Linked DNA regions of Homo sapiens: region 1 is linked to region 2. A link is a loop called in an ENCODE intact Hi-C map of the cell type or tissue named here. Cell type or tissue: PC-3. All regions are shown on one strand.

Region 1 (5,000 bases), 130 kb after region 2:
TTAAAAGAGGACTCCATTAGCTCCAAACATCATATCCTCACATTTACAGTATCCAAAGACAGGAAGGACCAAGTCTGTATCTTGTATCTTGTGGGTGGATATTTTTATGTATCTGTTCTTCTAGTTGATGTATTTTTCTTTCAACCTATGACAATATATTTTTATAAACATAAAATCAAAATGAACAGTTCTTTTCTCATGTAAAATATCTTAAATGTTTTACAACTTCTACATTATTGTTAGTGTTATAAAATACTTTATTATGTGACTTTACTGTGTACTGTAATTTCTTTAGTCAGTTCCAATTACTGGACATTTTAAATGTTTCTAATTAGCTGTTGAAAGTAATGCTCTAAAGCAGGGCTCCACAGGCCAGCATTGGTCCATGGCCTGGTCACAGCAGGAGGTGAGCAAGGAGCTAGCATTGCCACCTGAGCTCCACCTCCTGTCAGATCAGCAGCAGCACTAGATTCTCACAGGAGCATGAACCCTGTTGTGAACTGCGTTGCATGTTCCTTATGAGAATCTAATGCCTGATGATCTGAGGTGGAACAGTTTCATCCCAAAACCATCCCCTCCTACCTGTCTGTGGAAAAATTTTCTTCCACGGAACCTGTCCCTGGTGCCAAAAAGATCGGGGACCGCTGCTTTAATTAACATCCCTGCAGCTAACTCATTGCAGATAACTTTCTCCAAGTAAAATAGTCAATTCAAAGGCAGACACCGTTTAAGACATTTGATACGTATTGTCAAATTACCCTCCCAAAAGTTTGTGCCAGTTTTTGCTTCCTATGATCGTGCCTGTTTCTTCATATTCTTATGTATTCTGGATATTATCATTCTTTTTTACTATCATCAGCTTGAAAGGTGAAGCAATATTTCATTTGTAACATTAGTTTAAAATAATTCTTAAAAAGCAAAATAAATAATAGTAAACCTGGTAAAATCTAGAATGATTTTTTTCTTTTTAGTTCTGCACTAAGAAATTGTATTACCCTATACTGTTTTCATTTTCTGTTCTTTGCTTCAGAGAATTATCTTAAAAGCACATTTGTATGCTCTGAAGATAATAGAATTCAAATTTCCTTCACAGTATTCTAAGGAGAAAAAGCTGTTGGTTGGTGAAAATTGCATTGAACTACAAATTGGAAGACATGTATTCTATTCCTTATGATGCTGTTATATGACTTTATGTAAATTTTAAAACCTCTTTATTCCTCATTGTGCTAATTTTTAAAATGTGGAATTGGATTGTAGTTTATAAAACACTATCCAATTTTTAAAGTTTTTAGATTCCAATAAAATATAACTGAACATATTTCAGGTAAAAGGAAGAAACTCAATAGGGCTTCATCAATTCATTATTACCAATATCTACATCAAAACTAAGTAATAGGCAGGATGTCATACAATATAGTGTGGACTTCCAATATAATAATTCAGTGAACAGCACAAACTGCACGTACATATACACCCCTTTTTCCTAAACCACAGTTTTAGAGAGCTAAGCTAGACTTTGGTTCATTCACAATTCATAAATTATAGATCGTACCTTTATAGCATGCCACTGTGATATGTCATCTCGCTAAAAACCTGTTTCCTTTTTTAGGCAGTCAATTTCTAGCTATTTCAAACCAAACATTTCTTTGCCAGAGATATTTTGTGTCAGTGATTAGATAATTTGAACTACTGGTCATTAAAAGACTACCTAGTATTTTTTCTGAAAAGAGCTGGAGGTTATATTTTTGAGGCTGAAAAGGGTAATGGGGTTTGGAGGTACAGTTTGAATTAATATTCTTTCCCACAGCATAAATGTTTAGGATTTTTTTTTCTTTTGGTGCAGACACATCTTAACTTCTTCATACCCTGTTTCCATAGTTGATCTTTATTATATTCTGTGTTTCCCATGGCAGACCACTTTCATTCTTTTTTTTTTATTATTATACTTTAAGTTCTAGGGTACATGTGCACAACATGCAGGTTTGTTATGTAGGTAGACATGTGCCATGTTGGTTTGCTGCACCCATCAACTCATCATTTACATTAGGTGTTTCTCCTAATGCTATCCCTCCCCCAGCCCCCCACCCCCCAACAGAACTTGGTGTGTGATGTTTCCCGCCCCGTGTCCATGTGTTCTCATTGTTCATTTCCCACCTATGAGTGAGAACATGTGGTGTTTGGTTTTCTGTCCTTGTGATAGTTTGCTTAGAATGATGGTTTCCAGCTTCATCCATGTCTGTGCAAAGGACATGAACTCATCCTGTTTTATGGCTGCATAGTATTCCATGGTGTATATGTGCCACATTTTCTTTATTCAGTCTATCATCGATGGACATTTGGGTTGGTTTCATGTCTTCGCTATTGTGAACAGTGCTGCAATAAACATACATGTGCATGTGTCTTTATGGTAGCGTGATTTATAATCCTTTGGGTATATACCCAGTAATAGGATCGCTGGGTCAAATGGTGTTTCTAGTTCTAGATTCTTGAGTAATCGCCACACTGTCTTCCACAAAGGTTGAACTACTTTACGCTCCCACCAACAGTGTAAAAGCGTTCCTATTTCTCCACATCCTCTCCAGCATCTGTTGTTTCCTGACTTTTTAATGATTGCTTTTCTAACTGGCATGAGATGGTATCTCATTGTGGTTTTGATTTGCATTTCTCTGATGACCAGTGATGATGAGCATTTTTTCATGTGTCTGTTGGCTGCATAAATGTCTTCTTTTGAGAAGTGTCTGTTCATATCCTTTGCCTGTTTTTCAGTGGGGTTGTTTGTTTGTTTCTTGTAAATTTGTTGAAGTTCTTTGTAGATTCTGGATATTAGCCTTTTGTCAGATGGGTAGATTGCAAAAATTTTCTCCCATTCTGTAGGTTGCCTGTTCACGCTGATGGTAGTTTCTTTTGCCATACAGACACTCTTTAGTTTAATTAGATACTGTTTGTCTATTTTGGCTTTCGTTGCCATTGCTTTTGGTGTGTTAGTCATGAAGTCCTTACCCATCCCCATGTCCTGAATGGTATTGCCTAGGTTTTCTTCTAGGATTTTTATGGCTTTAGGTCTAACATTTAAGTCCTTAATCCATTGTGAATTAATTTTTGTATAAGGTGGAAGGAAGGGATCCAGTTTCAGTTTTCTACATATGGCTAGCCAGTTTTCCCAGCACCATGTATTAAATAGGGAATCCTTTCTACATTTCTTGTTTTTGTCAGGTTTGTCAAAGATCAGTTGGTTGTAGATGTGTGGTGTTATTTCTGAGGCCTCTGTTCTGTTCCATTGGTCTATATCTCTGTTTTGGTACCAGTACCATGCTGTTTTGGTTACTGTAGACTTGTAGTATAGTTTGAAGTCAGGTAGCATGATGCCTCCAGCTTTGCTCTTTTTGCTTAGGATTGTCTTGGCTATGTGGGCTCTTTTTTGGTTCCATATGAACTTTAAAGTAGTTTTTTCTTATTCTGGGAAGAAAGTCATTGGTAGTCTGATGGGGATGGTATTGAATCTATAAATTACTTTGGGCAGTATGGCCATTTTCATGATATTGATTCCTCCTATCCGTGAGCATGGAATTTTCTTCCATTTGTGTGTGTCTTTTATTTCGTTGAACAGTGGTTTGTAGTTCTGCTTGAAGAGGTCCTTTATATCCCTTGTAAGTTGAATTCCTAGGTATTTTATTTTCTTTGTAGTAATTGTGAATGGGAATTCACTCATGATTTGGCTGTTTGTCTGTTATTGGTGTAGAGAAATGTTTGTGATTTTTACACATTGATTTTGTATCCTGACACTTTGCTGAAGTTGCTTATCAGCTTAAGGAGATTCGGGGCTGAGACGATGGGGTTTTCTAAATATACAATTATGTCATCTGCAAACAGGGACAATTTGACTTCCTCTTTTCCTAATTGAATACCCTTTATTTCTTTCTCTTGCCTGATTGCCCTAACCAGAACTTCCAACACTATGTTGAATAGGAGTGGTGAGAGAGGGCATCCTTGTCTTGTGCTGGATTTCAAAGGGAATGCTTCCAGTTTTTGTCCATTTAGTATGATATTGGCTGTGGGTTTGTCGTAAATAGCATTTATTATTTTGAAGTAAGTTCCACCAATACCTAGTTTATTGAGAGTTTTTAGCATGAAGGGCTGTTTAATTGTGTTAAAGGCCTTTTCTGCATCTATTGAGATAATCATGTGGTTTTTGTAGTTGTTTCTGTTTATGTGTTGAATTACATTTATTGATTTGCCTATGTTGAACCAGCCTTGCATGCCAGGGATGAAGCCCACTTGATCCTGGTGGATAAGCTTTTTGGTGTGCTGCTGGATTTGGTTTGCTAGTATTTTATTGAGGATTTTCACATTGATGTTCATCAGGGATATTGGTCTAAAATTCTCTGTTTTTGTTGTGTCTCTGCCACACTTTGGTATCAGGACAATGCTGGCCTCATAAAATGAGTTAGGGAGGATTCCCTCTTTTTCTATTCATTGGAATAGTTTCAGAAGGAATGGTACCAGCTCCTCTTTGTACCTCTGGTAGAATTCGGCTGTCAGTCTCTCTGGTCTTGGACTTTTTTTGGTTGGTAGGCTATTAATTATTGCCTCAATTTCAGAGCCTGTTATTGGTCTAATCAGAGATTTGACTTCTTCATGGTTTAGTCTTGGGAGGGTGTATGTGTCCAGGAATTCATCCATTTCTTCTAGATTTTCTAGTTTATTTGCATAGAGGTGTTTATAGTATTCTCTGATGGTAGTTTGTATTTCTGTGGGATCGATGTTGATATCCCCTTTATCGTTTTTTATTGTGTCTATTTGATTCTTCTCTCTTTTCTTCTTTATTAGTCTTGCTAGCAGTACATCAATTTTGTTGATCTTTTCAAAAAACCAGCTCCTAAATTCATTGATTTTTTTGAAGGGTTTTTTCTGTCTCTATCTCCTTCAGTTCTGCTCTGATCTTAGTTATTTCTTGCCTTTTGCTAGCTTTTGAATTTGTTTGCTCTTGCTTCTCTAGTTCT
Region 2 (5,000 bases):
TCATTCATCATACATGTATGGCAGCCTCAGGGGCTAGGGAACCTAGGATTGCTGCTTTGACTTTTTTTGGGGAAGCCAAATAAGCCTCAGATCTCTCCACTTTGGAGCCAGCCATGAAATTCAGATTTACCTAGGGCTCAACATTAAGGGTCTCAGACTAAATTTATCTTCAGGTACCCTTTCCAGAGTGGACCAGTTTACCTTATACCTCTGAGAATAACCCAAAACTTTCAAAACTCAAATCACAGGATATTATTTGTTCATGAATTCAGCAAGACTCTCTTGTTTAACTATTGAAACTCAAATATTTCGGCTTGCAGCAAGGAGGGGTACAGCTGTCTGGATATACCTTGGCCAAATTTCAGTGTATATAGAAAAGTGGGAGGTTATCGACTATGTTAAACCTTTTCCTTAAATTTTCAAACTTCGGGATTATTTTAGTCTCATAGATAAAATAACAAGGCAAGTATTTACAAACTTTTTTCAAAAATATGAGAATTTCAGTTTTCCCTAGGGCATTTGGCGTTGTGCTGTCACCACACTTTTGAAGATAGCTTTACAACCGTGGGAAAACTCACCGGGCTTTTTTCGTTGACCCCGCCATTTCTAAGTTGCTATATTGCTGCAAGGAGCTGGCAAAGCCATGCTCTTCCTCTCCCCCATTCTCCTCTTCCTTTCAAAGACCAAAGCGCCCCGTGAGAATATAGAAACAAGGCTGAGAGGCAGCGAAGAGTAAGGGAGGAGCCAGCACTTACGCATTTTTCACTCTCCTCCTCACTCCCTAGGGTCATAGTTTTGATTCTGAAGTTAGAAGTGTGGGGGTCGTCGGCTGCATTTTCAACTTGGCCTAAAAGTTGGAGTTCACCACACTGCAGGCGCTAGGAACTCTGCCGCTCGGTCACCAACCTGAGCCTCTGGCTAGTCCGAAGAACGCGAAAAGCCAGGCCCAAGGCACTGGTTGTCATGGCAACCGGGGCGCTGGTCTCCCTGGCGACCTCGTCCCTAGGGAGGAGGTGGAGCTGGATGCCAGGCGGGCCAATGAGGTCGAGGGGAGCTCGGGGTGGGAGATCTGCGGTCCTCCCAGTGCCGGGGAATGGTTGAGTGACAGGACCGGGGGGGCGGAGCCGGCGCGGCTGCCCGAGGTGGAGCCCCAGTGGTGCGAGTAGCTCCAGCGGCCACGCTGAGGCGAGGGTGACACACCATGCTCACGGCCCCTGGAGACCGTCGTGCTGGCGAGCCGTGCTCCGTAGCTCCCCGGTCCGCCTCGGCAGCGGTCAGAGTCGCCTACAGGAGTTGAGCCGCCCGCGCCAGAAGGTTTTGGCGAAGCTCTTGGAGAGGCGTCGAGCACAGTAGGGCGGCGGGGGTGCGTTGAGCGCTCGGGGGTCAGGCAGTCGGCCGGGATCGCCGCTGGGGAGCGTTTCCGAGGCGAGGAGGAGGAGGAGGAGATGCTGCTCCTCTTCTCCCCCTCCCCAGGCTCCTTCTACAGCTCCTTCAGCCCACGCCCGCAGCCGCTTGTGGGAGAAGTGGTGGTGGCTCTCGGCGCCCGCGGCGGCTGCCGGCGGCCCGCCCCGACGCCGCGTCCCTGCAGCCCTCGCCCGGCGCTCCAGTAGCAGGACCCGGTCTCGGGACCAGCCGGTAAGGACGAGAGCCGCCCTGGGCTCTGCGCTGCATGTGCAGAAGTGCAAAACAAAGTACATTGCGCTCGTTCTCTTCCTCCTCTCTCTGCTTTCGCTCCAGTCCCTAAACCCAACTCCTCGGTTGCCCTGGTAGAAGGAACTTTTCTTTGGTTTTGGTGGTGGGTGTTTTTGTACGTTAGAGTGGGGGTGGGGTGACTGGAGTGGGGAAGAATGAGATGAAACTCCATTGCTAATTAGGTAGATCCATCTCCTCTGCGGAAGAAAGCCGGATTCTCGGGAATGAAACCCACAGGGGGAGTAAGAGATTGTGGGGTAATAGGGAGTGACATTGCCCCGTCGTGCTTGCACAGCTCCGCTCTGTGCGTGCTTAAGGGAAGGGCTCCCGGAGTCTGTTTCTAATTTCTGCAAATGATTGTGGAGATGGTGTGGTTAGAGGCCGCCCAGAAGAATGTGTGTGTAAGGGCTCGAGAAGGGGGTGGGATGGCGGGGAAGCAGAGGAAGAGGGGGCAGAGGGAGAGACACTGTCTGATGCAAGGTCTTTTATTGCTTTTCTTCTGCTTGCTAAAGTTAACACTCTACCCTCCGGCCCCCTAGCCCCACCGCTTTGCTCATTACGTGATACTGTAAGAGCAGACAGCTGGGAAGCTAAAGTTAAACCAAAGTCAAGAAAATTCTTACAAAGTTTAATTTCCTTCTGTTGTGAATATAATGGAGAGAGGAGGATGGGGAGAAATATCACTAAGAGATTTACAGCAATACAGTTTTCATTGGCCATACACGTATATGATCGACACCACCGCACACTTCCAACTAATCTGTTCGACAGCCTTGTGTCATTTTCATTTAATTGCATCTTTGAAACAACAAACGCGGTGACTTCATAGGGAGCTGCCTGGAGCTGAGCTCCCTCGCAGAAAATGGGGCAATCGGGTTTGTTTTCAAGGCAGGACCTGAACAAAATGTAGGACACCTGATCTGTGGGATGAAGGGCGCTGGTAACTAATTATAAATTTTAAGATTTTAAAATTTATATCTAGAAAGTTTACTAAAGGATGGGGGGGGGAGTAAAAGTGCATGTATTATGAAACAAGCTTAGGTATTTTCCTAAAGTCTTCATGACTGTGTTGGCAGGGTCCAGGTGAAAACTTGCTTCATGCTCATTGGCTGCTTGTAGTGGTGCCAATATACAAATTATTTCTCGTTTTAATATCACTAGGAGCATTTGTTAGTAAATTCATACATATATTGATTTAGTAAATTTATACAGAGGCGCACTGACTGACGTCCAATCTTGTTTATTATACTTTGTTCATAACATTGTGTTCTACTTGATGTTCTAGAGGCTTTGTGGGAGTATGTGTGGGGAGAGGATAGGATGGAAATTAGAACTAAAAACAGAAAAATATTTGAGGTTAGTTGTTAAGAAAAGGACTGATTTCATAGTGTTTTTCACTTTTACAATTAGAGAATGATAGCTTGCTTTACCATTATGTAGGTTTATCTTTGAATTTGCATTTGTCCCACCATTTTTACTTGCATGTAAAGCCTAGTTATATTTTGGAGGGTGATTACCAGCATCCAAAAATATAAATGGCTTTTCATGTCACAAGTAACATACACGCACACCATTAAAACCAGTGTCAATTTAAAAGTCAGATTTTAATTCTATGATGGGGTCACGTTATAAAACTTAGGTCATCTTTTTGTTGTTGTTTTTGAGGGCTGCCTCCTAAATACGGTATGTGAATGTGAGAATTAGCTAATCATTTGTTTTGGAGTAGATAATATAAATGATAGGTGTTCATCTTTAAATGAATGAAATTTATGTATTCTTTGTTATTGAGAAAAACGGGTGTTGATTTGTTCTGTCTTTAATGTGTTAAGGATTGGATGGGGAAGTGTTGTAGCTTCTCCCGTATCAATGGGGTGTATATTTTTCCAGCTCATCTTAGTGCCCAGCCCCAAATGTACTGGAGAGAAGGACTGTAAGGGATAAACTATTACTTCTTTTTTTTCCTCTTCACCCTCTTCTTTTGACAGAGGGTGTAATTTTTAAATAAACCCCAAAACATTTTTATGCATAATTAAATTATAATTAACACCATTTGAAATGAAAAAGAAACACAACCATACTCCAAGCCAGTGCATTTAGTAGTTACTCCTGTCAACATATTCTTGTTTTGGAATATGCTTTGGGAGAACTCTGTGTAGTTCAAAGTATTCTCCTGTTTGCCTCTGATGCAACCAAGTACGACTCATTTGAGTTAATATCACTTTACAAGGTAGGGGCCTGAGAAAGGAGAAAAGATAATGGGCCTTAGGATAGAAGAATCAGTGCTGATGGAAATGACGAGAATCTTTTGGGCTGGGCTTCCTTTTTTTTTTTTTTCCCTGAAAAACTCTCTTTTAATTTGAAAATTAAAATGGGTCAAATAACTTAGGAACTAAATGTTTTAAAGATAGCTTTTAAGATAGGGTCTCTGTTGCCCAGTTTGGAATGCAGTGGCTCGATCATGGCTCACTGCTGCCTCAACTTACCAGGCTCAAGCAATCCTCCTAACTCAGCCCCCAAAGTAGCAGGTACCACAGGTGTACAACACCACACCTAGCTAATTTTGTTTATTTTATTTTTTTAAATAGAGACAATGTCTCGCTGTATTGACCAAGGCTAAAAGATAGCTTTTAATGAGTACATTAATGTAGGACTTTTAATGGCTTAAGTTAAAGTTGAAAGTTTCATACTAGCTGTAAATGTCCCATCAAAACTCCCGTCTGTAAACTGCTTTGGGAGGTGGAGTTCTAATAATCCTTTGAGTTTGGGAAGAAAATGAAAACACCTTTAAGACCCTTATTCTTGTTTAGTGTCAGGCACTGTGAATAAGCACCCTGCTCTATCCTGCCCAACCCTGTTCCCAAGAATGTGTGACTGTCACTAATAGTAAGGCAGTAGGTGGGCCATTTCTTAGGATAAAAAGAGAAGAATTCCTAAATAATCTTGTATAGAGGCTGGTGTAGATTTAAACCATAAACTTCACATGTTTTTCCCAGAGTTTGCTATCAAATGCATGGGAAATACAGGAACAGGGTCTGGTTCAAGTGCTTGTTTAGATGTGTTTGCCTTATCCTGTGCTCTGCCATTGAATCCTGCTTTTTTAATTTTTGTTTTGTTTTGATTTGTTTTCACACTGGAAAAGTATGAAAATTCTCTGAAACAAACTGTCTCAAAGAAAATCCTTCTGCATAGTATAAAAAGTGTGGAGGACTGCTGTCTGACAAATATGTATCCAAATCCTAGAGACTAAGTTTATTTTTAATAATTTAATAATATATACTTCTCAAGGCTTTTTTGCTTTGTTGTGCTTT

The links. Peaks named below come from ENCODE experiments on the same cell type or tissue, not always from the same donor. Only the 100,000 strongest peaks of a DNase experiment are listed, where the experiment ranks them.
Region 1: a loop joins it to region 2, with 2.2 times the contacts of the local background. A loop is called at or near these places in 5 of 110 quality-filtered maps.

The regions. Positions count from the first base shown.
Region 1 is chr4:86,722,892-86,727,891 of GRCh38, forward strand. The region is part of intron 10 of PTPN13 (protein tyrosine phosphatase non-receptor type 13); the gene reads left to right. Among named protein-coding and RNA genes, the nearest start is that of SLC10A6, 120 kb to the right of the region's middle. In PC-3, no CTCF peak of the experiment used is centred here; no DNase peak of the experiment used is centred here.
Region 2 is chr4:86,593,155-86,598,154 of GRCh38, forward strand. PTPN13 (protein tyrosine phosphatase non-receptor type 13) reads left to right here and starts at 1,161. Exons shown (of 48, transcript NM_080683.3): 1 at 1,161-1,635. It also overlaps a transcript of MAPK10 not described here. RefSeq lists an enhancer at 812-1,398. In PC-3, a CTCF peak has its summit at 1,942; a DNase peak (open chromatin) is centred at 1,057; H3K4me3 peaks cover 4,326 bases; H3K27ac peaks cover 860 bases.